Regions from separate parts of the Mus musculus genome. Here region 2 is linked to region 1. A link is a loop called in an ENCODE intact Hi-C map of the cell type or tissue named here. Cell type or tissue: heart. All regions are shown on one strand. Links, peaks and the distances in the headings refer to the core of each region. The heading gives the core; the rest is flanking DNA. Region 1 overlaps Rfng (RFNG O-fucosylpeptide 3-beta-N-acetylglucosaminyltransferase). Region 2 overlaps Gm39490 (a long non-coding RNA gene).

Region 1 (15,495 bases), core at 1,772-9,771:
ACTTTGCCTGCTGGATGGAGAACCTTCAGGACCCTGTCTGTCCATGGCAAGCCTCGTGGGGTTTCTTATGAAGGGCCACTGTCCTGCCTCCCTAAGCCTGAGGGGTGAGTGGAATTTCCTCTAGCAGGTGGAGGGCCCAGGAGGAAGAGCCAACCCTCTCCCTCCCTGATTCTCCTCCCAGGTTACCTTGAGCTATGGGGGTCCTGAGAACCCACATAATGTGGTGAATGTAGCTGGCAGTTTCAACATACAGCAGGACCCTACACGGTGAGTGGGCACCCTGGAGGGCTCTGGTGTCAGTCCCCTCCCAGGCAGACCTGATCTGACTCCTCCTCCTGATAGGTTTCAGTCTGTGCACTGCCTTCTCTACCCAGACACCCACTGGTGTCCTATGAAGAACAGGGTTGAGGGAGCTTTCCAGTAACTGCCGACTCCTGGTGGCTGCTCTACCCGGCTCCCTCGGGCCTTAGATCATGGCGGTCAGCAGAAGCTGCTTGAAGGCCTCCCACGACCTCGGTCCCAGTTGGACACCAGGTACCTCTGGAAAATGAGACAACCGGGCTGTGCGTGCCGAGACCGTCCAGGAAGAGAGAAAGGCAAAGATGCTGAGTGCCTGATGCCTTTAGCCCAGCCACAGGTCCTTCCCTGGACAAAGTCTACCACCCCAGCTACCCCAGAGACAGTGGTTCCCAGCCCAGCCACAGGTCCTTCCCTGGACAAAGTCTACCACCCCAACTACCCCAGAGACAGTGGTTCCCAGCCCAGCCACAGGTCCTTCCCTGGACAAAGTCTACCACCCCAGCTACCCCAGAGACAGTGGTTTCCAGCCCAGCCACAGGTCCTTCCCTGGATAAAGTCTACCACCCCAGCTACCCCCAGACTGTGGTTCCCAGCCCAGCCACAGGTCCTTCCCTGGACAAAGTCTACCACCCCAGCTACCCCAGAGACAGTGGTTTCCAGCCCAGCCACAGGTCCTTCCCTGGATAAAGTCTACCACCCCAGCTACCCCCAGACTGTGGTTCCCAGCCCAGCCACAGGTCCTTCCCTGGATAAAGTCTACCACCCCAGCTACCCCCGATGGTGCTTCCCAGCCTCCAACTGCTGCGGCTTGTCCTCACCTGCAGAAGATGGGGCCAGGTGGGCTAGTCGTTAAGGGGTGGGCTTCAGGCCTGGCCACCGGCTCATAGAGCCACCACTAAGTAAGAATGTACAGACTGTGTGACCAGAGGAGACTTGGGACCAGCCTTGGGACCAGCCTTGGGACTGTTTTTGTGTAGGGGCTGCTGTTCTCCCATTACCTCCATCTGAGCCCTCCCAGAGACACTGCTGGGAGACTTCCTTCCTCTAACGTGGTGTTCAGGATGCTTCCCTCTGAGCTTCCCATCGCTAGAGCCTTCCCTTTGGGCTCCTTGGAGTGAGATGCAGGCTCATCCATCAGCTTTTACGGGGAGGCCGAGGGGAGCGGTTGCAATGTTGAGTAAAGGCTTCCTTGTCATTCCTAGTGTGGCTCCTCTTGTCATACATGACCCAGACCCCTGGCTGCTCAGCTTTGTAGGCATCCACACAGCAGCTCAATCTTCAGGAAGGCCTGTTCCTGCTGCACTGCCCGCCTCCTTAGCCTTCCACGCTGTGCAGCCAAGCGGGCCTAGTGTGATCTTTCTCTACACGTATGATGGAAGCACTGATACACATGTGTAAGCATGACTCCATGTGCGTGACTGTGTGTGTGTACTAAGGCCGATGTGGGCACAGATGTTATGTGCATGGGCACGTGGGTTATATGAAAGAGTGGAGACATGGCAGCCATGTGCATTGGTGTACTTGGGTACACGGGCACATGCATAACATAGTGTTTGTGCGAACATGCTGAGGAAGGGTGTGTACCCTGTACTCTGGCATGTGTGCTTGTGTAGGTGTGGAAAGGTGTGTATCAGTGGCCCCAGGCTTAGAATGGTTCAACTAAGAACTTTTGTGTTTTTAAAGACAGGGTCTCACTTAGTAGCCCTAGCTGTCCTGGAGCTTGCTGTGTAGACCAGGTGAACCTTGAACTCACAGAAGTCTACCACCTCTATCTTCTGAGGGCAGGGAAAAAAAGTTGTGCACCACCACACCCAGCAGGGACTTTTACATAAAAATAGGGGTGAAGGCATGGCTCACTTGCCTAGAAGGCCACAAGGAAGGGTGCCTGGGAGGGGGTGATGCTAATGTGCGTGCTTTGTATGCTATAGAAATCCTACTTTGGCCAGGTGTGGTGGGTATCTTATGCCTTTAATCCCAGCACTCCCTAAACAGAGGTAAGTGGATCTCTGTGAGTTAAAGACCAACCTTGTCTACAAAGTGGGTCTACCCAGGACTCTGTTACATAGAAAAACCCTGTCTGGGGAAAAAAACAAAAAACAAAAAACTAAAAAACCAAAATCCTACTTTGAAGCTAGGTGTGGTGGCTCCCACATGTAATCCCAAGACTGGGTAGGCTGAGGCAAAAGGGCCATAAATTTGAGGCCAGTCTGATCTACATCATGAGTTTCAGATCAGCCAGGGCTGAATAGGGACACTCCCTCAGACGATCCAGGTCTGGGGCCACCATACAACTCGCTTTAGATACAGAGTAGTTGACAGTCTTAAGCAAAGAGGTCTTGAGGGTGGAACTGCTGGGTCCAGAACAAACTGTGTTGCTGAGCTCAGGTGTCATGTGAGCTAGTTATGTTTTTTTGGTTTTTGGTTTTTCGAGACAGGGTTTCTCTGTGTAGCCCTGGCTGTCCTGGAATTCACTCTGTAGACCAGGCTCGCCTTGAACTCAGAGATGGGCTCATGGCTTCTCCGTGTCACTGGAAGAGCTTGTGTGTAAAGGGCAGAAGGCACCAGGAGGGAAACATACCCAGAGTCCTTCATGGTGGTGGAAACCAGGCTGGGCATGGTATTGCACACGCAAGTCCCAGCATTCAGGAGGCAGCGACAGAGGCAGAGAGATCTCTGTAAGGTGCACATGAACACACACACACAAAAGGGAGAGAAATTCCAATATGGGTCAGATCTTACAGTTCTTGGAGTCCTTAGGACTGGAATTTCAGGGAGAGGCTTTGGCTCTGTACAGTTGGGTTCTGGATAGAAGGGTGAGGGCTGAGGCTGGGAAGCAGGGATTCAGTTGAACTGGATGACCTTTAAGTACGGGAGCATGGAGTTATCAAAAGCTGCTGTAGAGATGGCTCAGCGGTTAAGAGCACTGACTGCTCTTCCAGAGGTCCTGAGTTCAATTCCCAGCAACCACATGGTGGCTCACAACCATCTGTAATGAGATCTGATGCCCTCTCTGGCCTGCAGGCATACATGCAGGCAGAATGCTGTATACATAATAAATAAATATAGAAAAAAGAAAAAAAGGGAAAAAATTTGAAGAAGAAGGAGAAGAAAGAAGGAAAAAGGAGGAGGAGAAGAGCCGGGCGGTGGTGGCGCACGCCTTTAATACCAGCACTTGGGAGGCAGAGGCAGGCCGATTTCTGAGTTCGAGGCCAGCCTGGTCTACAGAGTGAGTTCCAGGACAGCCAGGGCTACACAGAGAAACCCTGTCTCGAAAAAACCAAAAGAAGGAGAAGAAGAAGAAAGCAAACTGCTGCAGAACTCCTATAGTAACATTAAGATACTGTGAGGAATGCTGTCATCTGTATCAGCCAGTTCACTTGCTTGTGACCTCAATGTGGAGAGGCAGCAAGTCTCAACTCCATTCAGTACTGGAATTTGGAGACCTCCCCTTTACCCCTAGCAATCAGGTTTCCTCCTTTGCCTGCACTGTATTCACTCATGGGCTCCACCAGCAAACAGTCTTTCCAAGGATGAAAGTCTGTCCACACCACCTTCAGCGGTGATAGAACTGCTCAGAACAGACAAGGTCTTGACTGCCAGAGTTGAAGCAGCTTGCTGTGGGACAGAGAACATGTGGTTGTGTCCCCCGTACCTCCACCTGCCAAGGCTGGTCCTGTAACCTAAGCATCAGGTAGCCAGGAAGCTGGCTTCGCATCTATGATAAATATCACGTATCTATGAAGACTCCATTCTCGCTGGTGTCTCTGGTTCATGAGAAGCAAGACTAGACGTAAAAGTTCTCTTTAATAAATGATCTGTTGTAGTCAATCAATTTGGGTGAGCTGGGCATGGTGGCACAGGCACACACTTTTAATCTGAGGCAGAGACAGATGGATCACTGAGTTCAAGGCCAACCTGGTCAGGCCAACAGGTTCCAGGGCTGTCACACAGCGAAACTATCAAAAAACAAACAAACAAACAAACAAACAAAAAAACCAATCTGGTTGTGGTGATGCACACCTATAATCTCAGCACTCATTGTGTGGAAGTAGGAGAACTCAAAGCTTCATAGTGGGTTTAAAACCATCCTGGTACAGGAGCCCCTATTTCTGGACAACCAGTGTCCCAATTGAATACCCTTCTCCTGAATGTAGCTTTACTTGACATATATTCCTGCCCACAGTTTCTGACTTGTTGGTAGTGGTGTATGTGTGTTTGTGAGAGAGATCCCGTGTGTGTGTGTGTGTGTGTGTGTGTGTGTGTGTTCATGTGTGGCATGCATGTGTGTTCATAAGTGTGTGTGTGTGTGTATGTGTTCATGTGTGTGTGGATTCATCTGTGTTCACCTGCACATGTACATGAAGTTGATATTGGCTGTCATCTTCAGTTGATCTGCGCATTATTTTTGAGATGGGGTCTCTTAAGCGGACCTGAAGCATGGTGGTACACATTTTACACATCTCAGCCAGACTGGATGCTAGGGAACGACTACCCCCTCCCTCCTCCCACCATCTTTCCCCTGGAGCCTGGGGAGCCGATCAATGCTGCCTCCTCACTCAGCTCCCCCCCCACACACACACACTTGCAAGGGATCCCAAAGGAAGCCATTTTTGCACAACAAGGACACTCCCCATTACACCATCTCCCCATCCCCACTTGTGGGTTCCTAAGGGCAGATGGTGAGAGAATCGGATTCCTTTTCATGCTAATTCCTAAGCAGTGACAGTGCCCTGAGTCTCACTGGCTTGTGTAGATCCCAGATGCTCTCAAAGCTTAGCTTTGCACGCCCCTCTTCCCCCCCTCCCCCCGCAAAAAAAACCTACTTGGGAAGTGCCTTTGGAAAATCTACATCTACACAGCTGGCTCCTCTTTGACAGTTGTGTGTATGACTTCCAAGGTTTCTTGAATAGTTTGTTTTCATCCAAAGAGCAAGCTACCCAGGGTTACCCAGAGCTCTACACCAAATCTCCACAGTGCTCAGGGAAGGTGCACCAATGGGCTGAACTGATTCTGAGAAAACTTAAAACAACAATAAACAAACAAACAGAGGAAAAGGTCGATTTCCTTTGTAGAAGCCAAACTCTGTGCTTGGGCTGTCCAGAGTGTGCGGCTATCCCATGCCCTTTCACTCAGTCAGTAATATTTGTATAGGTTCTCTGGAGATTTCATACCATACACCGCTATTACATTCATTTCCCAGTCCTTCCCTGTTTTGCCCCCGGCCCTTGTTACTCCCCCACTCCCCCAAAAAAGTCCAATTTGTGTTATCTGTATATTCACTTGGTCAAGTTGAAGGCTCTGCACGACATCTTTGTGTCTTTGTGTCTCTCCTGGGTGACTAGCCATGCACTCTTGTCTAGTTTTTGGCTATGGTTACACATTTTCTAATAGTTTTCTACTCTGATCCAGGCATTCCTGCTGTTCAGATATTCTGGGAAGAGACTTGAGTCTCAGACTTGAACCCCTGGTGGTCTGCTAGCTACAATGGAGCATAGTAGAAGAAAGGCCAAAGGGGAGTATACATCTCAAGAGCAGGAGTAGAGTCTGGAGAAAGGCAGCAATTTACACAGCAGGAAGTGGTCGGTAGCTAGGAGATTGGCTGCTGCTATTGCCCCAACTCAGCTCAGGTTCAGCTCCCGTCATGGCAGGCATATAGACAGCAGGGGGCGTTGCAGCACCGAGCGAGAGCCTCTGGCACATGGCATGCGTACAGAAGGTAGGGGGCGCTGCAGTGCAGAGCGAAAGCCTCTGGCTCTGACCAGTAAGAATGGCTGCAGTCTCCAGTCCTTCCAGTTCTGGGGATGGGTCGGCCTCTGGAAACTCCTCGAAGCATTTTACTGTCTCCTTTGTAGAGTAAACAAAAGTAGAATCCATGGACAGGAGCCTGCCGAGTTATGTGTGTGTGTGTTTCCTAGCAACGATGATAGTAACTCAATGTTCTATTTAGTGGACACAACTGACTTATGCACACTCTCACAGTTAGTACCCCCATATTCTACGGAGTGCATTGACATCACAAGGAAAGATTTAAGCACCAGGTGCTCGGAACACAGTTTTTGTGGGACCTACAGTGTGAGCTCATCCAACAGAGAACCCGAGAGAAAGGGGATGGCTGGGCAGTGGTGGCCCATGCCTGTAATCCCCACACTTGGGAGGCAGAGGCAGGTGGGTTTCTGAGTTCGAGGCCAGCCTGGCCTACAGAGTGAGTTCCAGGACAGCCAGGGCTACACAGAAAAACCGTGTCTCGAAAAACCAAAAAGAACGAGCCAGAGAGAGAGAGAGAGAGAGAGAGAGAGAGAGCCCTACCCCAGCCCCACCCCCTTGGTCCCAGTGTGGTGTTTAGAAATGCAACATCTGTGAGAGATTAAGGAATTCTGGCTCAGGTTCACACCAGGATCTCAGGGTCAGGGCCCAAGGTTGGTCAAAGGCTGAGGTTGGGTTCAAACCTGCTGGGGAAAAGCCATAACTGGCTAGTCACAGTGAGGTCAAGGCACGATGGTTTTTGTTTGTTTGTTTGTTTGTTTGTTTGTTTTTTCAAGACAGGGTTTCTCTGTATAGCCCTGGCTGTCCTGGAACTCACTCTGTAGACCAGGCTGGCCTCGAACTCAGAAATCCGCCTGCCTCTGCCTCCCAAGTGCTGGGATTAAAGACATGCGCCACCACTGCCTGGCGCATGATGGTTGTTAAGGACACTGTTGTTAAGGACACAGATATGACAGACACAGAAGTGGTAGTGGGAGCTAGGGAATCCTCAGTGTCACTTAAAGGGTTAGTCAAGGGCTGGTGCAATGGCTCAGTGAATAAATAGGTGCTTGTCACCAAGCTACAATACCCTGAGTTCAGTCCCTGGGACCTGCATATTGAATGAAAAGAACTAACTCTCAGAAGTTGCCCTTCCGACTCCACAGGACAGACAGACAAAATAAAAACTTAATACAAACATTTTTAAAAGATATGTGCCAGGCGATTGTGACATACACCTTTAATCCCAGCACACCCTCCCAGGGAAGAAAAGGCAGGAAGATCTCTCTGAGTTCGAGGCTAGGAAAGTGGTGGGAACCCACTGCTGATTTGTCTGGGGTCTGTTCACTTGTGTGGCTGTCATCCCAAAGGCGTGATTTCTCCTGGCCAGGGTCAGAAAGGTTTGTTACTAGGGTTTTCAGGCAAAGGTTGGCCGTGGAAATCCCAACAGGCCAAGTTTGTGTATCTCCAGTGCACTACAGAGCCAGTTCTAGGACAGCCAGGGCTACACAGAGAAACCCTGTCTTGGGGTTGGGGGGGAGATAAAACATAAAGTAGAAATAGCTCTTAAACATATCAAATGATATGTAGTGTATGTGGGGGAGGGGCACACATGCACAGAGGGGTGTGTGTGTGTGTGTGTGTGTGTGTGAGTTGCTTAAATCTTCCTTCTCTCCTTTACCTCATTTCTTGGCTCTGTAGTGCACTGAAGATATAAAGACTTGGCCTGTTGGGATTTTCACAGGCCTTTGCCTAAAAACCCTAGTAACAAACTTTTATGACTCTGGCCAGGAAATTATGCCTTGGAGGTGACAGCCACACAAGTGAACAGACCCCAGCCAAATCAGCAGTGGGTTCCCACCACTTACCTGCCAGCCAGCACTCATAGGCCCTGGAGAAAAGCTTTTGTTGTTGTTGTTGTTTTTGAGACAAGGCTTCTTTGTGTAACAGTCCTGGCTGTCCTGGAATTCACCTGGTAGACCAGACTGGCCTCAAACTCACAGAGATCCACCTGCCTCTGCCTCCCAAGTGCTGTGATTAAGGACGAGGGACACGTCCAAGAGACCACGCCCCGTGAGATTTAGTTTTGTTTTTTTGGTGTGGGTAAGTTTGCTCTGTACATCATAGAATGCAGTGACTGCAGAGGCTAGAAGGCATCAGATCCCCTGGGACTGGAGTTACAGATGGTTGTAGCATCTGTAGCACGCGGGTACTAGAAATTTAACTTAAGTCTTCTGCAAAGAGCAGTCAGTGCTTTTAACCACTGAGTCATCTCTCCAGCCCCTGGCAGAGAAAGTTGAAATTTTGTAGGGACCATGACCTGTTTTTAATTTCTTTGTTGTATGGGCTTTTCAAACTATTTTAGGTTTAGGTCATTTGTTTTTAGACAGGAAATTTGGAATCCAAAAAGTAAGAAAGCTCAAGGTACCTTAAGGGGCTAGGTGTTGTGCGATCTCTGTGTTAATCTAAGAGCCCTGGGAATTACTGGATGTGCTATCATGGTGCCCCCAAGGGAGAGTCCCAGCTGACTGGTCCTCTATGAACCTCTGACTCAGTAGACAGTCATGGGAGTGAGTTAAGTGTGCTGTATGGTGTGTCAAGGACCCAGCCTCAGCCCATGGAAGCAGCAAGACCTTGTCTGAGAGACTGCAAAGCCTTCTTCTGGCCTGATTGGGAATGTTGACAGTGTTTACAAAGTGTTCATTGTAGCTGTCTGCACCTTGTGTGACCACCTTAACATGGCTCTCCTACAGAGATTAGCTAAACTGCCTCCTTGTTCAGCTGGATACAATAACCAGCCTCTCTTGTTGGAGTCTATGTAACAAGCGCACTGAGCTGCTGCTGAGCTGTGGCTTCTTCACCAGGCTCCTGACCCAGCTTTTCTGTTTGCACACATTTGTCATTTCTTCATTTTCTTACTGCCCCTAGGCAGCATTCAAGGATCCAAGCTGTGCAAGGACACAGCAATAGACAAAGGATAATTTACCTAAGCGTGGACTCTGAATTGTCATTACCATTTCCATGTACATGTGCATAGCTGTCTGTTAGTCCATATCTGTGAAGTAGCTGTCTGTTAATCCATATCTGAAGTAGCTGTCTGTTAGTCTACATCTGTGACACAGCTGATGGAGGTGGAAACAGTGTGACAACTGCAACAGCTGTCTCATTAGAGGTTTAGCTACTGAGGATGTCCTGGGCTCTGAAAAGAAACAGTTGCTCCCCCAGCCCATGCTGAGTGACTCTAGAAGGCAAGGGTACTAACGGAAGCATTGGGGGCGCCAGGGGCCACAAGACAAGCAGTAATTTTGTAGGGAGCCACAGAAGAAAATGTATCTGTTCCTGGCTTGTCAGGAAATCTAGCAACTTGTGTATGAATGTGTTTAGCTGATGGAAGGGAGAGTGTGCGGACATGTTTAGTTGATCCCAGGATGCTGTGTGGCATCTCTCAGCCTGGTTTGACCTATTCTACTCTGAGCAAGTGTTGTGCACAGTATGTTAGAAATGTAGGGGGTGGCAAGATGGCTTAGTGGTTAAGAGCACTGACTGCTTTTCTGAAGGTCCAGAGTTCAAATTCTAGCAACCACATGGCAGCTCACAACCACCTGTAATGAGATCTGATGCCCTCTTCTGGTGCGTCTGAAGTCAACTACAGTGTACTTATGTATAATAATAAATCTTAAAAAAAAGAAAGAAAAAAAGAAAGAAAGAAATGTAGAAGGACACACTTTTATCTTCCCAAAATATCTGAATATATTAACTGTACAGGAAATTAAACCTAGCAACATGGTTACTCTGGCTGGAATACAGACAGGCCTTTAATCCCAGGAGAGAGAGAGGCAAACAGATCACTGAGTTCAAGGCCAGCCTGGTACAGAGCAAGTTCCAGGTGCAGAAAATTAAGGTGGTTCATGCCTTTACTCCCAGCACACAGTGGTTGGGTGAGAAGCAGTGCAAAGGAGTTGAGTCTGCACTTCAGCTGGTAGCAGTTAGGTTTGTGGCACCTGGAGGTAGATTTTCCTGGGACAGTTTTACAGAGACAGGTAGCAGAGAAAACAAGCTAAACACAAGTGAAGAAAGAATGAGCCGGAGAATGAGAAGGAGCCAGGAGATTAGAATAGATTGCTAGTTAAAGGCCAAGCAGAGCAATTCAGTGAGAAACTGAGTGTCTTAGAGGTTTTACTGCTGTGAACAGACACCAAGACCAAGACAACTCTTTTTTGTTTGTTTTTGTTTTTGTTTTTCTTTTTTTTTTTTTTTTTTTTTTTCATTTTTTATTAGGTATTTAGCTCATTTACATTTCCAATGCTATACCAAAAGTCCCCCTTACCCACCCACCCCCACTCCCCTACCCACCCACTCCCCCCCTTTGGCCCTGGCGTTCCCCTGTACCGGGGCACACAAAGTCTGCGTGTCCAATGGGCCTCTCTTTCCAGTGATGGCCGACTAGGCCATCTTTTGATACATATGCAGCTAGAGTCAAGAGCTCAGGGGTACTGGTTAGTTCATAATGTTGTTCCACCTATAGGGTTGAAGATCCCTTTAGCTCCTTGGGTACTTTCTCTAGCTCCTCCATTGGGAGCCCTGTGATCTGTTTTTGTTTTTCAAGACAGGGTTTCTCTGTGTAGCCTTGGCTGTCCTGGAACTCACTCTGTAGACCAGGCTGGCTTTGAACTCAGAAATTCGCCTGCCTCTGCCTCCCAAGTGCTGGGATTAAAGGCGTGCGCCACCATGCCCGGCTAAGACAACTCTTATAAGGATATTTAATTGGGGCTGGCTTCAGAGGTTCAAAGGTTCAGTCCATTATCATCAAGGTGAACACAAGGCAGCATCTAGGCAGGCATGGTACAGGAAGAGCTGAGAGTTCTACATCTTCATCTGAAGACTACTAGTATAAGACCTAGTTCCACGAAGCTAGGAAGAGGGTATTAAAGCCCACACCCACAGTGACACACCTAATCCAACAAGGCCACATGTATCTCAACAAGGCCACACCTCCTAATAATGCTACTCCCTGGACCAAGCATATATAAACTATTACACTGTGAGAAGCCAGATTGAATCAGTAGTCAGCTGGGAGAGGAGTTTGAGCCAGAAGAGCTAAGTTGAACCAGCCAACCAGAGTTCAGAAAGATCTTGAAAGGGTGAGTTTATTCAACAGTGTAAGTCTCAGAGGCTGGAAACACTCTAGGCCCAGAATGGAATGTACAGAGGCTTCCAGGACTAGGCCTAGGTTAGCCAACTGAGTAAATCTCCCAGAAGACAGGTATATCCTGCTAATAAAAGTTACTTTAACAATAAGCCGGGCATGGTAGCCATGCCTTTAATCCCAGCACTCGGGAGGCAGAGACAGGCAGATTTCTGAGTTCGAGGCCAGCCTGGTCTACAAAGTGAGTTCCAGGACAGCCAGGGCTACACAGAGAAACCCTGTCTCGAAAAAAAAGTAACAATAAATTCACAAGCTACATTGGTTTGCTATAATTTACAAGTAATGTCCATTTCCTTTGATGTCTGTTGTCAAACAAAGTTTATCTCATTACTTTAGTTTTAAGTAATAACTGAATTGCAGGTTACATTTCACAGAGCTGTGTGTGTATATTCACATATAGGGATGTAGGTTATTAGATGACTACAGAATAGTTAAAAAAGGGGCTGGTGAGATGGCTCAGCGGTTAAGAGCACTGACTGCTCTTCCAAAGGTCTTGAGTTCAAATCCCAGCAACCACATGGTGGCTCACAACCATCCGAAATGAGATCTGACACCCTCTTCTGGTGTGTCTGAAGACAGCTACAGTGTACTTACATATAATAAACAAATCTTTTAAAAAGTAGTTAAAGAAGGTGGAGAGTTCAAAAGTCTTTACTGGAGGCAGAAGAAAATCCAGATATGGAGTTGCTGCATTGGTTACATAAGAATCAACAAAATAGGCCAGGTGGTCAGAGAACCCTCCTGTAAGTCCCAGTACTCAAGAGGCAGAGGCAGACAGTTGTTTTCTGAGTTCAAGGACAGCCAGAGCTACACAGGGAAACCCTGTTTCAACAAACAAACAAAATGGCTCAGAGGGTAAGGTCCTGAGTTCAAATCCCAGCAACCATATGATGGCTCACAACCACCCATAATGAAATCTGACGCCCCCTTCTGGTGCATCTGAAGACCGCTAGAGTGCACTTATGTATAATAATTGCCGCAGACCCTCTGGGCCCCTTTGTCTGTGTGGAAAGGGTCTCTAGTCGCGGGTGGGCAAAGCGTCGGATGAATTGACAGACAGATGCACACAGGAGAGGTTGTGTAGTATCTGAATGTATTTTGTCAAATCGAGCATCAGACTTTTTATACTGAAGACAATAAGGAAGTTGGGTAACATACCAGCAAGGTACAAAGAGGTTACTGGATTCTTATATAAAACAGAGGAATGCAAACACAGAAGGTCTAACAGGAACCACCTGGGATAAAATTCATTGTTAACAACTGGGATCAACAAGGGCTTCGTGCCTTTGCCATAGTTCCTATTTTAGTCTATTGTATAGTCCACCTTCCCCTTAGGCCATTGTAAATACGAGTGTAAGGGTGTAACTCAGCTTAGAAGCCAGGTGTGAGGTCTTTACTCTCCTAGGGCAAGGGCTTTCACACCCAAGTCATGGTTCTAACTAGGGAGTTCTGTTCTAGCTAACCATCTCATGAATAATGCAATACTCTAAAGCCATAGCCCGATCTACTTCCTAAACCATTGTAAATTCCTATATATGGATGCAACTTGGCTTTTATTCTAAGTGATAATATAATACCAGAGGCTATTCTAAATGTCACTGAATAGCAATATTCTTACTAAATTTTAAGCCCATGGTCTTGCTCAAGGATGTTCTAGGACTGTTGGAACACTGGCGGAAGGCTTTAGCTATGTCAGAATTCAATCTTAAAAGGCACTTATAATAGGAAAATACTAAAAGAGAGCATGTGGATCCATCCACTAGACTAACGCGGGAATGGAAAATTAATGCATGGGTTAGAGAGAACGCCAGACTCCAAGAGCGAGTTTCTGTGAAACTCTTTTGCCTTGTGAGTAGCTTTCAAGCCTCAGCCTGTCAAGCTGACTCGACCAGAGAGCGTAGCAAATAATAAGTGAGTGGAGGTCCTAAATACAATTCCCAATAACCACATGAAGGCTCACAATCTGTACAGCTACAGTGTGCTCATATACATTAAAATAAATAAATACATAAATCTTTAAAAAAAAGCAAGAGGAAAGAAAAAAAATCAACAAATGGGTTCCCAGAACCAACATATTGGCTCACAGCCACCCACAATTCCAGGTCCAGAGCCTCTGATGCCATGACTTCTGAGAGCATCAGGCTTGCAAGTTGTACACAGATATATGCACACAAAACACCCATACAAATAAAACCAGTTTTGTTTTATTTTGAGGTCTCCATGTAGTCCTGGTTGTCCTAGAACTCAGCAGGTTGGCTCGAACCCACAGATCCTTTTTCCCCTGCCTCCTGAGCTCTGGGATAAAGGCATACACCACCATGCCCAGCAGAGATCCGCCTCTAACCTCCCAAGTGCTGGGATTAAAGGCGTGTGGCACCACTGCTTCCCTTGGGTTGCTTTCTCGTAGAACCAAGGACCACTGGCCCAGGGATGGCACCACAATGGGCTGTTCCCTCCCCTATCAATCACTCATTAGGGAAATGCTAATCTTACAGCTGGATCTCATGGAGGCATTTTCTCATCTGAGGCTCCTTCCTCTCTGATGACTCTAGCCTGTGTCAAGTTGCCATAGGAGCAGCCAGGACAAAGGTTGACTAAACAGACTCCACTCTCTGTAGTTGGATCAATCCCATGCACTTTGAAAAACCACTTCCTTGTGTAAGGGGATCCTTGTGTTACTCCCACTTCTGTTCAGCCACTAACCCTGACAAACAGTTTCACATATTGTTTGACTGTATACCCCTCCTTTTTAAAGAGCCAACTGTCTGTATCCCAATCCCAGGTCATGCAGGGCCACCATAAACCTGGGGTTTCCAGGCCATGGTCACTGACACAGGCCTGGAGGAGGTGATAGACAAGAGGCAGCAGCAGGATCCAAAGGGGGAACTAGGGGCACCTATGTAATCTCTCCACCCAGGCATTCTGCACAAAACAATGGGTCGTGTAAATGCACAGATGACCATACAACACTGCTTCCACAGTGCACCAGGTGTGTGCTTTCAGGATTTGGGATACTGTACTGGCTGGATTTGTGTGTCAACTTGACACAAGCTGGAGTTATCACAGAGAAAGGAGCCTCTCTTGAGGAAGTGCCTCCATGAGATCCAGCTGTAAAGAATTTTCTCAATTAGTGATCAAGGATGGAAGGGCCCATCCCATTGTGGGTGGTGCCACACCTGGGCTAGTAGTCCTGGGTTCTATAAGAAAGCAGGCTGAGCAAGCCAGGGGATGCAATCCAGTAAGCAGCGTCCACCCATGGCCTCTGCATCAGCTCCTGCCTCCAAGTTCCTGTCCTGTGCGAGTTCCTGTCCTGTCTTCCTTTGGTGATGAACAGCAACGTGGAAGTGTCAGCTGAATAAACCCTTTCCTCCCCAGCTTACTTTCTAGTCATGATGTTTTGTGCAGGACTACAAACCCTGACTAAGACAGAAACTATGGTCCATTTATTTAAGCAAATCAGCCCAGCCTAGCTGATACAGAGGATGGGAGATCCTGGACCTGAGGGTGGGGATGGATGTGGGGTAGATCCACAGGGTAGAAGCAGAGCTGATGACCTGGGTTGAAGGCAGAGGTGTGGTGTGAGAGTGGATCCAGGGAAGTCTCCAGGGGTCTGTAGGTGCCATCTGGGCAGACTAGGAGGCCAGGTAGCCAGCATCCACCAGGATGCCACCGCCACTGGTAGAGGCACTTCTGTCGCTGAGCAGGAAGAGGATGCTGTTGGATGACGTCTTCAACCTCTGCAGGAGAACAGACCAGTCAAGGCTCTCTCCCTTGCTTGGCTGCTGACAAACCACATAGTTCCCCTCACCCACTGTCCCCAGCTGACCTGCGAACTTCCTCAGTGGGTGGCGCTCCTTGAGCTTCCTGGCAAACTCAGGGTCTGCAGAGACTTTCTTGCCCATGTCAGTCAGCACCACAGTGGGGTTTACGGAGTTTACCCGGATCTGGGGCCAGAAGCCACAGCTGGTGGCACAGCTGAGGAAGGAGCCCTACCTGCCCAGCTCAGGACTCGCCGCCCCAGGACCGGCCTGATGAGCTTGCTTACTCTGTCCAGATGAACCCTGAGCCCAGTGCTCAGAGCCTTCTATAGTCCTCACCCTCAACCCCCAGCCCTGCCCCAGGTGCCCATCGCCTGTCCCTCAGGTGTGGCCCGGCCCCCTGTGCCTACCTTGTGTGGCCCTAGTTCCATGGCCATGGCTTTGGTCAACATAGTTAATGTGCCCTTGGTGGAGCCTGTGGATGTGTGT
Region 2 (15,495 bases), core at 3,370-11,369, 260 kb after region 1:
CACTACCCCTGGCCAACATTTTACACATGTATGTGTCAGAGTCGCCCTATGCAGCTCAGGACACCCTTGTCCCTCCTTCCTCCGTCTCTTGAGTGCTAGAATTGCAAGTGAGTACAACTGCATCTGACTCATCATTTAGAAGTTAGAGCCAGGAGTGATGGCGCACGCCTTTGATCCCAGCACTTGGGAGGCAGAGGCAGGCAGATCTCTGAGTTCGAGGCCAGCCTGGTCTACACAGAAAACCCCTGTCTCTGGGTTGTGAGCTGAGACTCAGCAGAATCTATAGGTAAATTTGAGCACCTATCTTAGCATCCAGCTCGTAAACATAAGCACATCCAGGCGACAGTTCATTGGTTGGATCTTCTTCAGTGTCCCTCAGGAATATTCTGTAGTCGCTAGTACACAAATGTTGTTTGTTTGTTTTTGGTTTTGAGACAGGGTTTCTCCAGGTAGCCCTGGCTGTCTTAGAACTTGCTCTGTAGTAGATCAGGCTGGCCTCAAACTCAGAGTCTATCAGCCTGACTCTGCCTCCCAAGCTCTGGGGTTGAAGGCGTGCGCCACCACCACCCGGCCATTTTTGTCACTTTTGATAAAATCATTGCTATAAGTGATTTTTCCCCAAGCCCAGAGCCTCATGCATGCCAGGCAAAGTGCTTTTCCTGACCTGCGTCTCCAGTAGTGACCCTGCAAACTCCACTGGTCCTGTCAAGCCCAGTCCCTCGGCTGTCTCATTTGTCCAGAGCTAATTAGCTGACGATGAAGCATTTAGAGTCTAATTACTCGATATTTACTAACGCTTTATCAGATTCTTCCCACTTTAGCATCCCAAGCACTGGGCAGATACTGCGTTGTGTCCTCACCATAGATGCTCACAGCGATATTTAAGGTTTTTTATTTCCGATTACTCACTGCTGGTATACAGAGTCGCGGCGCGTGCTTTATCTCTAGGTCTCTTCCCTCCACTCGTTAATGCTCACATCTCTGTCTCTGTAGCTTCTTCGGGTTTCTCTGTGAAGACAACTCTGCACTGTGTTCGAAAAATACATTTTCTTCCTTTGCAATCTGCAAGATTTTATTTACTTTTTGGTAACTCATTGTTGGAACTGTGACCTGTGGTGCAACGTTCAGAGGTGGCATGATTGGGCTTTCCTGCTTTATTTGTTTTTGTTTTGTTTTGTTTGGAGTTTTTTTTTTGTTTGTTTGTTTTGTTTTTTTGTTTTTACAAGACAGGGTTTCTCTGTGTAGCCCTGGCTTTCCTAGAACTCACTCTGTAGACCAGGCTAGCCTCCTTGAACTCAGAAATTCACCTGCCTCTGCCTCCCCAGTGCTGGGATTACAGGCGTGCACCACCATGCCCGGCTTTCCTGCTTTATTCGTGACCTCGGAGGAAAGATGTCCAGTTTTGACCGTGAGGTGCACTGGGGTCAGAGTTCTCACCGGCTCCTTCTGGGGTTTAGCTGTTTTGGTTTGGTTTGGTTTGGTTTGGTTTTTTGAGGTAAGGTCTTACTATGTAGCCCTGGCTGTCCTGAAACCCACTATACAGATCAGGCTGGCCTTGAATTCAGTAAGATCCACCTGCCTGTGCCTCCTCAGTGCTGGGATTAAATGAATGAATCACTATGCCCAGCTGGTTTTGTTTGCTTTTTCAAATGTTATTAGATTATTATTATTACTATTACTGTGAATGTGTGGCCACAATGCCATGGCATGCATGCTGGGACAGCTTTGTGAAGTTGGTTCTTTCGTTCCATCTTTATATGGGTTCTGGGTTGGTCTCAGGGCCTCAGGCTTAGTGGCAGGCACTTTGAGTCTCTGAGCCCTCTCTCCCATCCACCTATCTCTCTGAGAGTGTTTCCAGCCAGCCATAACCAGTTTTCTGGGGGTCTTTCTTTTTCTTTTTTCACTTCTTTCTTTCTTCCTTCCTTCCTTTCTTTCTTTCTTTCTTTTCTTCTTTTTTCTTTTCTTTTTTTTTTTTTTTTTCTCTTTTGTTGTACAGATGTTGCTTTTTTCTAGACAGGGTTTCTCTGTGTAGCCCTGACTGTCCTGGAACTCACTCTGTAGACCAGGCTGGCCTCAAACACAGAGATCTTCCTACCTCTGCCTCCTGAGTTCTGGAATTAAAGATGTGTGCCACCATTGCCTGATTTAGTTTTTTAAATATGAGAGAGTGTGTCTGTGTTTGTGTGAGTACGTGCAGATGTGCTGGTGCCCTCTGAGGCCAGAAGAGGGCGTCAGATCCCCTGCAGCTGGTGGTTGTGAGCCATCTGATGCTGGTCTTGAGAACTGAACCTGGATCTTCTACAAGAACAGCAAGGTTGTGCCAAAACTCCTTTTTTCTCAACACTGGGTAGTCTTACTGGGTGGTGGAAGCCTGCTTGTCCTACCACAGGCCTGGAGGGAGGTCTCTTGCCCCACAGCAGGTTGAATCCAGGCCTCTGACAACCTCCCTGGCCCCTCCAGTAGGCCTCTTCTCTGGCCAGAGCCAGCCCTATTAGCCAGAGACAGATTTAGAGTCTCCTTGGGGAAAATGTCCTCCCAGATGGCCCTTCAGCTGGGCAGAAACCCAGGCCCTGCTGGCCAACTGGCACCTGGGCTTCATCTGAAGAGAACGGGAGAGAGAGCTGGCACAACAGATGCCTCCCAGGCCTGCTCTTCCTCGTAGAGAAGGCACAGAGCTCCCTGACGCCTGGAGCCTGCAGCTTATCGTTCCTGGAAAGGCATGTCTGTGTGTGCACGCCTATGTCTGCTTGTGGTATTTGTATGTCCTCTGTGTCTGGGTGTGTTTGGGTGTGACTGTATGTCTTGGAACTGTTGAGTGACAGAGTGTGGTGGGCTGACCTGTGAGCCTCTTGACATGAGGGGCTGCTGTTCTCTAGAGGCCTGGGTGTGGGCAATGGGGCTAGAGGGGCTAAGTGTGGTTCAGGTAACTGGCCTGTGAAAGGCAGCAAGACTTTTTTATCCACATTCTGAAGCTAAACCGATACCCACTGCCTATCTCATGCTCAGCCATGCCGAACCCAGCTCTGAGGACATGCCTGAGCCTAAACATCCAGGAAGACCAAGAGAGAGGACCCAAAGCTTGTTGACTGCCTGGCAGAGTCTCCCCTCCCCCATGTAGGCAGCGCCTGGGACTCCTAGACTATCCCAGACACTGTCACTTCCTGAGATCGACCCAGCCTACGAGTCCCCGGGAGCAACTCCACCATCTCAGGTGCCCTGGGCCCAGGCACGAGGGACTCCCTTATTCTTAGCCCTGAAGTCCTCTCCGAGCTGGGCAGGTCAGGCTCGTCCTATGAGAGGTCAGTGGGAACGAAGAGAGCTCAGACAACTGACTCTTGCCTCAGAGCCCTCAGCTAAAGTGGGTGGGTAGTGGGGTCTGTCCTTCCTGTGCTGGACTGTCACAGCAGGAGGCAAGAGTCCCCACCTACGGGTCCCTAAAGGCCTAGAGGTGGTGGCGATCTGTCCAAAGCAGTCACAGGAAGTTCTGTTACAACTCTCAGAAAGTGGGGCGATACCAAGGAGTTGAAGCCCTCCATAGGCTCTCCCCGGAACCGATGTAAATTCACTGACAGTGACCTGCCCTGTGGGTGCTGGGATCTTTTTGGAGGCCACTAGGAGAGCAGTGAGTGCTCTCAAAGACAGAGTGTCTCTCCAGCCTCTAGACATCTCTGAATCCAATTAGGGTGATCATGAAAATGAACCATTGCTCTGTGCTAACTGCAACCCTAAAGGATTCTGTTGCTGTTCTTCAGAGCCCTTCCAGACCCCAACACTCGCTGCTGATGGGGTTGGGACAGCCACACAGCGACAGAGAATAAAGAACAGGGATATAAGTGATTTGTGGACACACATTCACAGCAGCCCGGCTCACAAGCGCTGGCAGTCCATGAAGCCCCAGTGTCCGTGGCTGGCGGGTGGTAAGCCCAGGAGTGTATGACATCATGAAGCATAATTGGCCTGAAGGGAGGGAGCCTGGAGCGGGCAGTCACAGACAGGAAGTAGAAGGGAGGTGGCCGGAGCCCACAGCGAGGTAGTGATGTTTCATGGGGACTGAGTTTCATTTGGTGAGAATTACTCAACAATGTGAATATGTTTAGGGCTGCACAACTGGAGATTTTGTCAGGGGTTTGTTTGCTTGAGGCAGGGTCTAAGTCAGGCAAAGACTTGATCCATCTACCCCAGACTTAATGACTGAGCCATCTCTCTAGCTTCTGGCTGATACTTTTTGTTTTGTTGAAACAAGGTCTCACTTTATAGACTAAGGTACCTTTAAAATTACAGCAATCCTCCTGCCGCAGCCTCTCAAGTGCTGGGATAACAGCTGTGAGCCATAATCCCACCTAGAAGTATAGGGTTTTGTTTTGTTTTGTTCTGTTTTGTTTTGTGACAGTAGCCCTGGCTATTCTGGAACTCAGTTTATAGAACAGACCAACCTTGAATTTACAGAGACTGGATTGCCTCTGCCTCCTGAGTGCTGGGATATGTCACCATGACTGGCTAGTTATTTTTTTGTAAGATATTTAAAACATAATATTTAGCCAGGTGTTAACGGCACACACCTTTAATCCCAGAACTTGGGAGGCAGAGGCAGGCAGATCTCTGAAATTAAGGCCAGTCTGCTCTACATAGTGAGTTCCAGGACAGCCAGGGCTATCCTGTCTTAGAAAATATAAGTGTGTGTGTGTGTGTATTATAATAGTTATATTAATTCTTTTCAGAATTTCATATAATCTATTTTGATTGTATTAATGTCCACTCCTTCCTCTATCTCCTCCCAGATCCACCCCCCTGGAAAACAATTTTTAATTACATGTGTTTATTTTTGTGTGTGGGTGTGAATGTGTGTCTTGTAGGAGTCAGTTCCCACCACGTGGGCACCTTTACACCTGCAATCTTATCGTGCTGACTCAATTAAAGTGTTTTTTTTTCCTGTATTTTGACACACAGTTAAGCAGTGTGTCTTAATGATAGTGACACTTCCTATCTTCCCTCCCCTCCCCAACACATCCCCCTCCTCCTTCATCCCTTCACTGAATCCAATCAGAGCTACATATGTGCACATAGGTACTCAGCCCTCCAGTGAAGCATGGGCAACCTGCCAACAGCCACACCCCAAGAATATCAACTCTCTTCACCCGTAGCCATAATAGAGCCCCAGTGAAGGGTGGGGCCTCTCTGATTTGTGAAGACCTTGTGCAGGCAGCCACAGCTGTCGTCGTGACCTCATAAGTGCAGCTTCTGTGCCTTGTTCAGAAGATGGCTGTTCACGGTGCTCCTCTGTCTCCGTCTTACATTCCTTTTGCCTTCTCTTCTGTCCGCTGAGCCTTGGAGGATGAAGGTTGGAGCTGTAGATGTTAGTTTTTGTGGGTGTGTGTGTAAAGCATAGAATGTGCACTTCCATGGTAACACACTCACCTGGCCTACACAGGGAACTGTGACACTGGCCATAGAAATGTATAGAAACACATCGCTAAACAGTATGAGGCTTCAGAAAAGTCTTGTTCAGAGCCGGGGCTCCCTACCTCAGGAGGAGTTCCAAGTTCCAAGTTGCACAAGAGTAGGCCAGTTGTAGTCACACACACTTCTGCTGACTCAATTAGGCTGGGAACTCCCAGGGACTATAAGGCAGGAGGGGGAAGTGGGTGGACCTAAGGAAGCCTAGCTGTGGGGGCCGAATGTGCAAACACAAGCTGTCCAACTGTCTCGCCAGCGATGGGGGTGGATCCAGGGAAATGTTCCCAGGAGGTTCCTCAGGCTCTGCTTCAGGCCTTGGAGGTGTTGGGAAGATCCTCAGGCGGGCTGCAGGCTGGAGACAGTGAGGCAGACAATGTTCTTCTGTATCACAGGATCTGTGATCAGACTGTGAAGAAAAAAAAAACCTTGTTGTGATGTAGCTCCCTGAGCCAGCAGGTTTTCACCCTGGTGTCTGGCTCCTGAGTCTTCTTTGGTAAAATTGAATGACTAGAGTTTTGGGGGGTTTTTTGTTTTTTGTTTTTTTAAAAACAACACTTCTTGGGACTGGCGAGATGGCTCAGTGGATAAGAGCATTGACTGCTCTCCTGAAGGTCCTGAGTTCAAATCCCAGCAACCACATGGTGGCTCACAACCACCCATAATGAGAGATCTGATGCCCTTTTCTGGTGCGTCTGAAGACAGCTACAGTGTACTTATTTATAATAATTAAAATATTTATAATATTGTATTACAATATGTATAATAATAAGATTATTATTATTATAATAAATCTTTGGGGCGGAGCAAGTGGGGCTGACCGCATCGAGTGAGGTTGACAGGAGCGAGCAGAGGTCCTAAATTCAATACCCAACAACCACATGAAGGCTCACAACCATCTGGACAGCTACAGTGTACTTATATACATAAAATAAATAAATAAATCTTTAAAAGGAAATCCCAACACTTGGGTGCTGTTGCTAGGACATCTCTGCCCTGGTCATCCCAAGGAAGGAATGTGGGCCACGGGAGACTGTGAGTAGGTATTCAGCCCCCTGGAAACACATAATAGGTCCGAATGGTGACCTGCACTGAAGAGACTCCGAGCTTTAACAGGAGGAGAGACAGGGCCTGCCATCCTGCTAATCCTGCCAGGAGTCTGAGTTGGTCCTTTGGGTGGGGGCTCTGAGCTTCACAGTGACCACGAGTGCAGGTGTGCCCTGAGACCTGGTCATGCACTGCAGCTGATACCAGCCATGGATGGCAGTGCATGCACATGATAGATGTTCTTAGTCCACTCAGAGTGAGTTCCAGGACAGCCAGGGCTACACAGAGAAACCCTGTCTTGAAAAACCAAAAAAAAAAAAAAAAAAAAAAAAAAAAGAGAGAGAGAGAGAAATAAATAAATAAATAAATAGGTGTGTGGGATCCACAGACCCTTCCGGGAAAAACTGCTAGATGCCCAGAGATGCAACGGTGAGGTGGGATCATGTGTGTGGGTGGACCGGGCAGGTAGACTAAGGCTCAACAGCCCCTTTTTTGCTTCAGATTCTCACTCTACTGCCCTCGGCATGCTACCTGAACTGGACGGTCACACCCCCAAAACAATTCCCTCTTTTCCACATTGCAGTCTGCTGAGATTCCTGTACCCCTGTCCACTGGTCCCAACGGGGGTCCCATGTCAGCCTCTGGAAGCCCTCAAGGGTGGCTGTTCAAGTTTGCTTTTCTGTCACTGTGATAAACACCATGACCAAAAGCAACTTCGGCAGTGAGGCTTTATTTCATTTTACAGATTGGAGACGTTCATGGAGGGAAGCCAAGACAGAAGGGGCTTCAGAAATGGCCTGGAGCAGAAGCCATGGAGAAGGGCTGCTTACTGGCTCACTCACCCACCCCAAGGTAGCTTCTTATACAGCCCAGCCTCACCTGCTCAAGGATGGACCACCCACAGTGGGTTGGACCTCCTAGCAGTCAGGAAAACAATACCACACAGGTTTGTCCACAGGCCATTCTGATGGAGGAAACACCCCGGTTGAGGGTCTTTCTTCCCAGGTGATACTAGTTTGTATCAAGTTTACAAAAACTAGCCAGCACAAAGGCCCCTCTGTCTTCTGCCTCCTCTCAGCCTAGAGTCACCCTGGTGCTCACACCAGACCCATCTGGTGTGGATGCTAGTGATGCCGGAGAAACCTACCCTAAACGTACATGAGGCCCCGTGCAGGTAACACTACACCCGGTCACCCATACACCATTCTAGATCCCAAAGGCAGACCTGGCCCACACTCCTGCTTTCTAGTCAGCCGATCCTCCTCTGGGTCTATATGCCTGAGAGGGTTCCCCCACTTTGGAGACCGCTGGAGCCCCAGCTGCCTAGAACTTACTATGTTCACATCCCCTGTTGCCCCAAAGGTTTGTCCTTTTGTATTTCCACACTGCTAAATGATCCCAACCAAACCCTGAAAACGCTTTGCCGACTTTCCGCCTGCCTACAGTGACAGGCTGTGTTCTGCCAGCGCAGGCTGAATGTTGAGTCCCCTCCTGGGGTTGGGCTCCTATTTCACCCTGGACCCTGGACTGCCACGTCCACTCTAGCTAGCATGGCACCTCTAGGAGTCCAGGCCGCACCCTTTCTTGGTCTACACCTCATCTACCCTGACCAGTCCCGGTTCCAATGAAGGACGCTACGTGGCCGCCACCAAGAGGCCATTCGGGGAATTACAGGCTATGCTTAAACCGGCGGCAGCGCCTGGGGCCGCAGCAGCGCCTGCAGCCAGGGGATCCAGACCTCACTCTCCTCCTCACACGGGTGTGGACATCAGGGATTGATCTCAGCCCTCCCCATCCCGCGCTGGCACAGTCACGAAGCTTGTAATTAAAGAGTTATCGAGTCAGGGAGAAAGGAGGAGTCACTGAGATGACTCGGCTGCTCTTCTAGAGGACCAGGGTTCTATTCCCAGCACCCACACGTTCTATGAGCCTGTAACTCCAGTTCCAGATGATCTGACGGAACCTCTTTTGGCCTCTGAAGGCACCAGGCACACAAGGGGTACACAGACATATTCAGGCAAAACTCCCCCACACATAAGATAAAAGGGAAAGCTTTTTTGTTTGTTTGTTTGTTTGGTTGGTTGGTTGGTTTTTTCTAGATAGGGTTTCTCTGGGTAGCTCTGGCTGACCTGAACTCACTCTGTAGATCAGGCTGGCCTTGAGTGCAAAGCCTGCGGAGAGCTGGGATTAAAGGCCTGTCGCGGGCAAGCTTTTTTTTTTTTTTTTTTTTTTTTTTAAATAAAATAGTTCTATTTTTTCTATTTTTTATTAATATATTTTTATTATTTTAATTTTATTTATGTTACATCCTGACCTCAGTTTCCTCTCCCTCTTCTCCTCCCATTCCCTCCCAGCCACCCTACCCCAACCCCACTCCGGTCCATCCACTCCCCTTCTGTTTCTCTTCAGAAAAGGGCTGACCTGGAAGGTTAGCCATGATATATCAAGTTGCAGTAAGACTAGGTAGGCACCTCCTTTTATATTAAGGCTTTGGGGCAAGGGTCCCAACGGCAGGCAACAAAGTCAGAGACAGTCCCTGCTCTGACTATTAGGGGTTTTGCAAAAAGACAATGAAATTAATATCCAATGATAGCCAACCCCTCTGACTGGGGTTACAGGTGCATGCCCACACACCAAACTACAGTCAATTGTAAAACTTTCCATCATGCCAAAAAGAACAGCTGCCAACCTCCCGCCTCACACCTTCTTCAGTCATTTTTTAAAAAAATATTTATTTATTATTTATATGTAAGTACACTGTAGCTGTCTTCAGACACACCAGTAACGGGTGTCAGATGTCATAACAGATGGTTGTGAGCCATCATGTGGTTGCTGGGATTTGAACTCAGGACCTTTGGAAGAACAGTCAGTGCTCTTAACCACTGAGCCATCTCTCCAGCCCCTTCAGTCATCTTTGTAAAAAAGACTGAGATGGAATATGGTTAGATCTAGCCTAGCACCTGTGGAACCCTGGGTTCAAACCTCAGTACTGAGCCAGTAAGGTGGCCGGTGTTTGTAATTCCAGCACCAAGGAGGCAGAGGCAGGAGGATCAGTGAAGCCTGGTTTATGTAGGGACTCTGGGCTACATAGTAAGAGTCTATCTCAAAACAGCAAACCACAACATTGGAAAGAAATCAACAGTGGCCCTGGGGTGGGAGAGCTGGCCAGCCAGTCTGCTGCATCAGTGAGCACCAGGTTCAGAAGAGATCCTCAAAAAGTAAGGTGCTGAGTGATTGAGGAAGACACCTGGAACTGACTTCTGGCGTCTGTGAACGTGCACATAAGAACACATATACACACTCACTCACACACACACAGATGAACACACACAATACAATCACACGTGCATACATACACATGTGCACACACAATACAATCACACATGCATACATACACATGTGCACACACAGTACAATCACACATGCATACATACACACATGCACACACACACAAAACAATCACACATGCATACATACACATGTGCACACACAGTACAATCACACATACACATGTGCACTCACACACATACCACGCACAGCTGGATTATAGCTGGATTATAGCTGGAGTGCGGGCACTCCACACTATCCACCCATCAGTGCTCAGCTTCTGTGTTTGGTGATGCTGGCTGTGCTGCTGGGAACACGAGCGTCCCCCTTCTTGCTCGGTACAAGTGGGTCTGTGTATTTGCTTGCTCTTTCTTTCTTTTTCTGTTTTGTTTGTTTGGGGGTTTTGTTTGTTTTCATTTTGGGGGGGGTTGTTTTGTTTTGTTTGTTTGTTTGGTTGGTTTGGTTTTTGTTTTTTTGTTTGTTTGTTTTTGTTTTTTGTTTTAGACATAGTCTCTTTGTGTAGCCCTGATTGTCCTAGAACTAGCTCTTCAGACCAGGCTCAGAGATCCACCTGCCTCTGCCTCCAGAGTGCTGGCGTTAAAGGTGTGTCCCACCACCTTCCGGATGGCTGCTCCTTTTTAACTGGCCGAGGAACTGCTAGCTAGGCAAAGGCATGCATATATCAGCCAACTGATATTTCAGTTCTGTCCAAGAGTCCCTAACAATTCCTGGTTATGTGCCCGGCTCTGCTGCCTCCTGGCAGTGGATGAGCCCTTGCCACACCCCTCTCCCCAGGGAGGGCGTCTGCCATGCTGTTGATTTAGGGCTTGCTGCTTCCTAATGGAGCTGATTTCTCCCACTTCTTCACATCTTAGCCTCAGGCAAGATCTCTCATGACCTTTGCCCTTTCCTCCATCAATCTCCCACGGAATGAGTAAAATTACTTACAATTCAGCCCAGAGTCTTTCAGGGTGAATTCTTGGTATTTGGAAAACATTTTGAGCCACAGATCATTTGGTGAAAGAATGGTCAGATGCCAGGGACCTGCTCCAGCAAGGCTTCCTTTTCCAGACGGGTTGGCACTGGTGTGCCAGTTATGTCCACCTCTCACAGCTTGGGATAAGGAGGGGTGTGAAATAGTGGAGGGTTAGCTTAATGGGAATTCTCAGTGGGAGGGAGGGATGGGGTGTGATCCCAAACAGGTGCACCAGAGCAAAGGGGAGGAAGATGAAAGGGCCCCAACCAGCCATGGGAAGGGTGAGTTTTAGGCTCACTCCTCAGCACCCACTTGGTGGCTCACAACTGTGACTCCAATTCCAAGTTCCACTGTGCCCTCTCCTGACTTCCTCAGGGTCTAGGCATGCACTGTGTGCACAGACACACAAGTAAGCAAAACCCTCATGCATATAAAATAAAATAATTAAACATCTGGGCAGACCATACCGTTAATTGCAGCAGCACTCGGTAGGCAGAGACAGATGGATCTATGTGAGTTTGAGGCCAGCCAGAGCTACAAAATAGGGAGACCCTGCTTAAAAACAAAGAGACCAGAATCACTGAGATCACAAACCTGGGAGTAGTTCCTCAGGGCAAGCACACAAAAGCTGTGGTCCCAGCTCAAAAAATAAAATAAAATAAAATAAAATAAACAAAACCAAAAACCAAAAACCAAAAACAAAAAAAACAAAAAAACAAAAAAACAAGAAAGAAAGAAGAAAAAAAAAAAAAGAAAAAAAAAAAAAGAAAAAGAAAAAGAAAAAGAAAAAGAAAAGCTGTGGTCCCAAGTAGGCGAAGGCTGTACCTCATGTTGGCAGCCAAACTCAGTAATGGAAATGTAAAAACAATACAACAACAACAACAACAAAAATCCCCCTTCCCAAATATATATGTAATATTTGAAAGCAGGGTCTCATCATGTAACTCTGGGTGGCCTGGATGCTAGACCAGGATGGCCTTGAACTCTCAGAGCTCCACCTATCACTGACTTCTTAGTGCCTCCTCCTGACTGCACCATGGTTGGTTGGTTGTGATGGGGCTTCTCTGCACAGCCCTGGCTGTTCTAGAACTCCTCTATAGACCAGGTTGGCCTCCAACTCACAGAGCTCCACCTGCCTCTGCCTCCTGAGTGCTGAGGTTCACCACCACCCTCTGGGCATGGTTTGGTTTTGAAGGTCTGAAGAGTCATGGAAGCAGCTGAGGCTTGGCACTAAGAGAGGTCAGGACAGAGGTGACCTTGCACCCTTAGGTGCAGTAGGAACCCCATCCCTGAAAGGCTCTTGAAGAGAATTTGAGGGTTTGCACTGTGTGGCAGAGTCAGGATCCCTGAAGAGAGCTCAGAGGAGACGGGTGAAGGTGCAATGGAGACCCCAGCGTCTTGGAGACACCAGTAGCATGGGATGACCATTAACGACATTAGCAGCTGTGAGGTAGAGCCGGCCTGAACCTAGGAGACAAACTCTGTGGGCTTTGGAAGCCCTAGATAGGTTCACCATAACACTGGCCTATAGGTAAGTCTGCGGGCAATTTTTTTGTTTTTGTTTTTTGTTTTTTTCGAGACAGGGTTTCTCTGTAGCCTGGCTGTCCTGGAACTCACTCTGTAGACCAGGCTGGCCTCGAACTCAGAAATCTGCCTGTCTCTGTCTCCCAAGTGCTGGGATTAAAGGTGTGTGCCACCACTGCCTGGCTGCAGGCAATTTTAAAAATTATGTTTGATGTGGGTGGGCACAGCTCACAGTGGGAGGTGTCATCTTGGACATCTGGGGTGTTAAGAAAGCATGCGGATCCACTCACTGGTCCGTGCCTGGTGTGTTCCGGTCATTCTGCCTCGTGCCTCCCTGCGCACTACTTTTTGCCCTCCTCACAGGGGTGCTTCCTGGGGGTTAATTTTTCTTTCTTTCTTTCTTTCTTTCTTTCTTTCTTTCTTTCTTTCTTTCTTTCTTTCTTTCTTTCTTTCTTTTCTTTCTTTCTTCCTTTCTTTTTTTCCTTTAAGCCTCCAAGTTTTGCTGGCCAGAGCAATCGCGGTTTTCTTCATGCTTGTCCAGCGAGGGTCTGCTTACCCAGCTTGCCATTGGTCTCTGGGGGTTTGTTTGTGTTTTGTTTTTGTGACGGTTTGTCCCGCGGCTTTCTCTGTTCTCAGTGTGCACTCTCTCTTGCCCGCGTAAGATCCAGCTTCCCTTGTTCCTCCTCGGGGGTGGGGTGGGGTGGAGGATGGGTAGAAAAGAAAGCAAACTGTAGAGCAATCCGATAAACACGTTGCTCTGGGGCCTCTGCTTCAGTTCCTGCCTTCACTTTCTTCCCTGACTCTCCACGCTGTAACCTGGGGGTTTTCAGCTGAAATAAACTCTTTCCACCCCACGTTGCTTCTGGTTGTGGTGTCTATGCTCCAGATATCATCAGGCTGACAGGAGCCCACGCCAGATGTCCCAGCGGCCCCCATTTCCCGCCCCCACCCCCCACTGGTCTCTCAATGTAAGCCCAGGCTGGTTTCCAATTCACTACTGAGCATTAAGTTCCTAATCCTTTTGCCTTGGCCTCCAGTTTAAGGATTACAGCAAGAAGCACACCTAGCTCCAGGCCACAACAGACAGCAGGAATACCCTCTGCCCTAATCCTCTGCTACGGTGTTAGTTAAGGAAGTGGCTTTTTCCTGTTGTCCTCGCCAACTTCTCTACAGGGACATAACCTGTTACAGCCACTCTTTCCTTCCCGAGTTCCCTCCCCATTCTTTTCTGCCTACAGAACGTGATGTCTAATTTGACAAGTCCTTGCCTGCAGATAGAATCTAAACGAAACTAAGAGCTGAGGGTTGTCTAGGTTTGACCTCTGACATCCTCAAGTGACAGAGCAAAGGGCAGTTTTGGTTGCTTCCATTCACAGCTTGTCACCTGGGAGGAACAAAGGTAGCAGAGGTGACTAGGAGAAAAGCTAAAGACCTGAGGGACAGGGCAAGTGTGAGTCAGCAGTAGCTGGAAAGCAGGAAGGGCAGAGCCAGAGTTAACTGTCAGCTCAAGAGAGCACCGGGTGGAGGCTTCCCAAGGACCAAGACGGGAGCAGCCAGGGAACAAAGACCCAAAAGCCCCAGACAAGGACTTTTTCTACCATGGAAGTTCTTCACCTGAGGCAGGAATCCCATCCCCATCCATGTGGGAGAACAACGCAGAGACTGCCTCATAGATCAAAGGGGAACCCGAGGACTGGAGAGATGGCTCAGTGGCTGGCTGCTCCTTCAAAGGTTCAGTTCCCAGCACCCACATGGCAGCTCACACCAGCTATAACTCCAGTCTCAGAGGCTTTGACCCTTCTGGCCTCCACCAGCACCAAGCATGCAGAGTAGATGGACACCTGCAGGTGAAACACCTGTGTATATATAAAATAAGTAAAGCTAAGATACAAACAAAAGGAAGAGGCCAAAGAGGCACATTGTAGCTTGACTTTGGCTACTTTGTTGGTTCTTGTTTCTTCTACCCTTTCCACCCTTTCAACCCCCTAATACTGGATAGGAGAGAAAAAAGGATATAGAGGAAAAGGGACTTTATCATTAGATTTCCTGCTAATTAGGGGTGTCAGGCTCCTTGGGGGTAAATTTAATCCTTGCCATCAGGATATCTAATCTCTTCTTGTTTATTCTCTAGGCATGTCTACTTAGCAAACCTCTACCAACAGGAACCAACCACCAACTCACAACATCAACAACCCCACCTCTCAGGGCCCTAGCATAGATATACCTCTCAAAACGCCCCAGAATTCCAAACACCACATAACTGCAGAAACTGTCTGCGGCTGACAAAATCACACCCCTGCTAGAGCACGAGGCAAATCACAGGCAGTTGCTGCGAGGCAGCCCCATCCTCGCACCTGAGATTAAAACAAAAACACATTCTTTTTTTTTTTTTTAAAGATTTATTTATTATATATAAGTACACTGTAGCTGTCTTCAGACACACCAGAAGAGGGCATCAGATCTTATTACAGATGGTTGTGAGCCACCTTATGGTTGCTGGGATTTGAACTCAGGACTTCTGGAAGAGCAGTCAGTGCTCTTAACCACTGAGCCATCTCTCCAGCCCCCCAAAAACACATTCTTACAATATTTCTGTGGGTTTTTTTTAAAGGAACCAAAATGCCAAAATGGACACTTACAGCATGTAGGCTTTGATTTTTTTAAACCTACTTTTAATAAGCATGCTTTGACCTCAATTCTAGCCCACCATCCAAAGGCAGGGGAGAAAAGATAGGACAAGGGGTTGTGGAGCTGTTTAGAAGTAGTTCCTTAGGGTGACTCCATCTCTGTTTGTCAGGATATCAGCAGTCCAGTTCAGTAGCATCAGGATAGCAAACATGAATCAGCGGCAAGGGCAGGATCTAGCAGAAACCACCAGTCCTCCGCTGCTGAATCGGCATGAGTCAGTGGGAGCTACAGGAGCAGCCGGGATTCCAGGAGAAGTTCTCCGCTGTGCCTCTCCATGAAAGGAAGAACGGCAAAGACAAAGCTTTGTAAAGCTAGCTATGCAAGCACACCATCACTGTCCATTGAGTCCTTTTCATACCCTCTCCAAATACACACACACACACCCACGGATCATGCCTCAGCAGAACACCACAAGAGCCTGTCCATCTTAGTCACGTGAGTCTGTATCACCTGACACATCCAGAAACTTAGTGGCAGGCACA

Evidence for each region. Peaks named below come from ENCODE experiments on the same cell type or tissue, not always from the same donor. Only the 100,000 strongest peaks of a DNase experiment are listed, where the experiment ranks them.
Region 2: it touches region 1 in a loop (2.1-fold over the local background); 6 of 42 quality-filtered maps call a loop at or near these places.

Annotation. Positions count from the first base shown.
Region 1 is chr11:120,766,751-120,782,245 of GRCm38, reverse strand. It overlaps Rfng (RFNG O-fucosylpeptide 3-beta-N-acetylglucosaminyltransferase), which reads left to right. Exons shown (of 8, transcript NM_009053.2): 7 at 182-267; 8 at 343-1,501. The coding sequence ends at 424. It also overlaps the pseudogene Gm11771. Among named protein-coding and RNA genes, the nearest start is that of Rfng, 9.7 kb to the left of the region's middle. In heart, for the core only: no CTCF peak of the experiment used is centred there; a DNase peak (open chromatin) is centred at 5,995; H3K4me3 peaks cover 228 bases; H3K27me3 peaks cover 2,008 bases.
Region 2 is chr11:120,508,396-120,523,890 of GRCm38, reverse strand. It overlaps Gm39490 (a long non-coding RNA gene), which reads right to left. Exons shown (of 2, transcript XR_880363.3): 2 at 15,141-15,283. Among named protein-coding and RNA genes, the nearest start is that of Gm39490, 9.9 kb to the right of the region's middle. In heart, for the core only: a CTCF peak has its summit at 8,155 (motif pointing left); DNase peaks (open chromatin) are centred at 3,960, 5,129, 5,630 and 8,140; H3K27ac peaks cover 770 bases.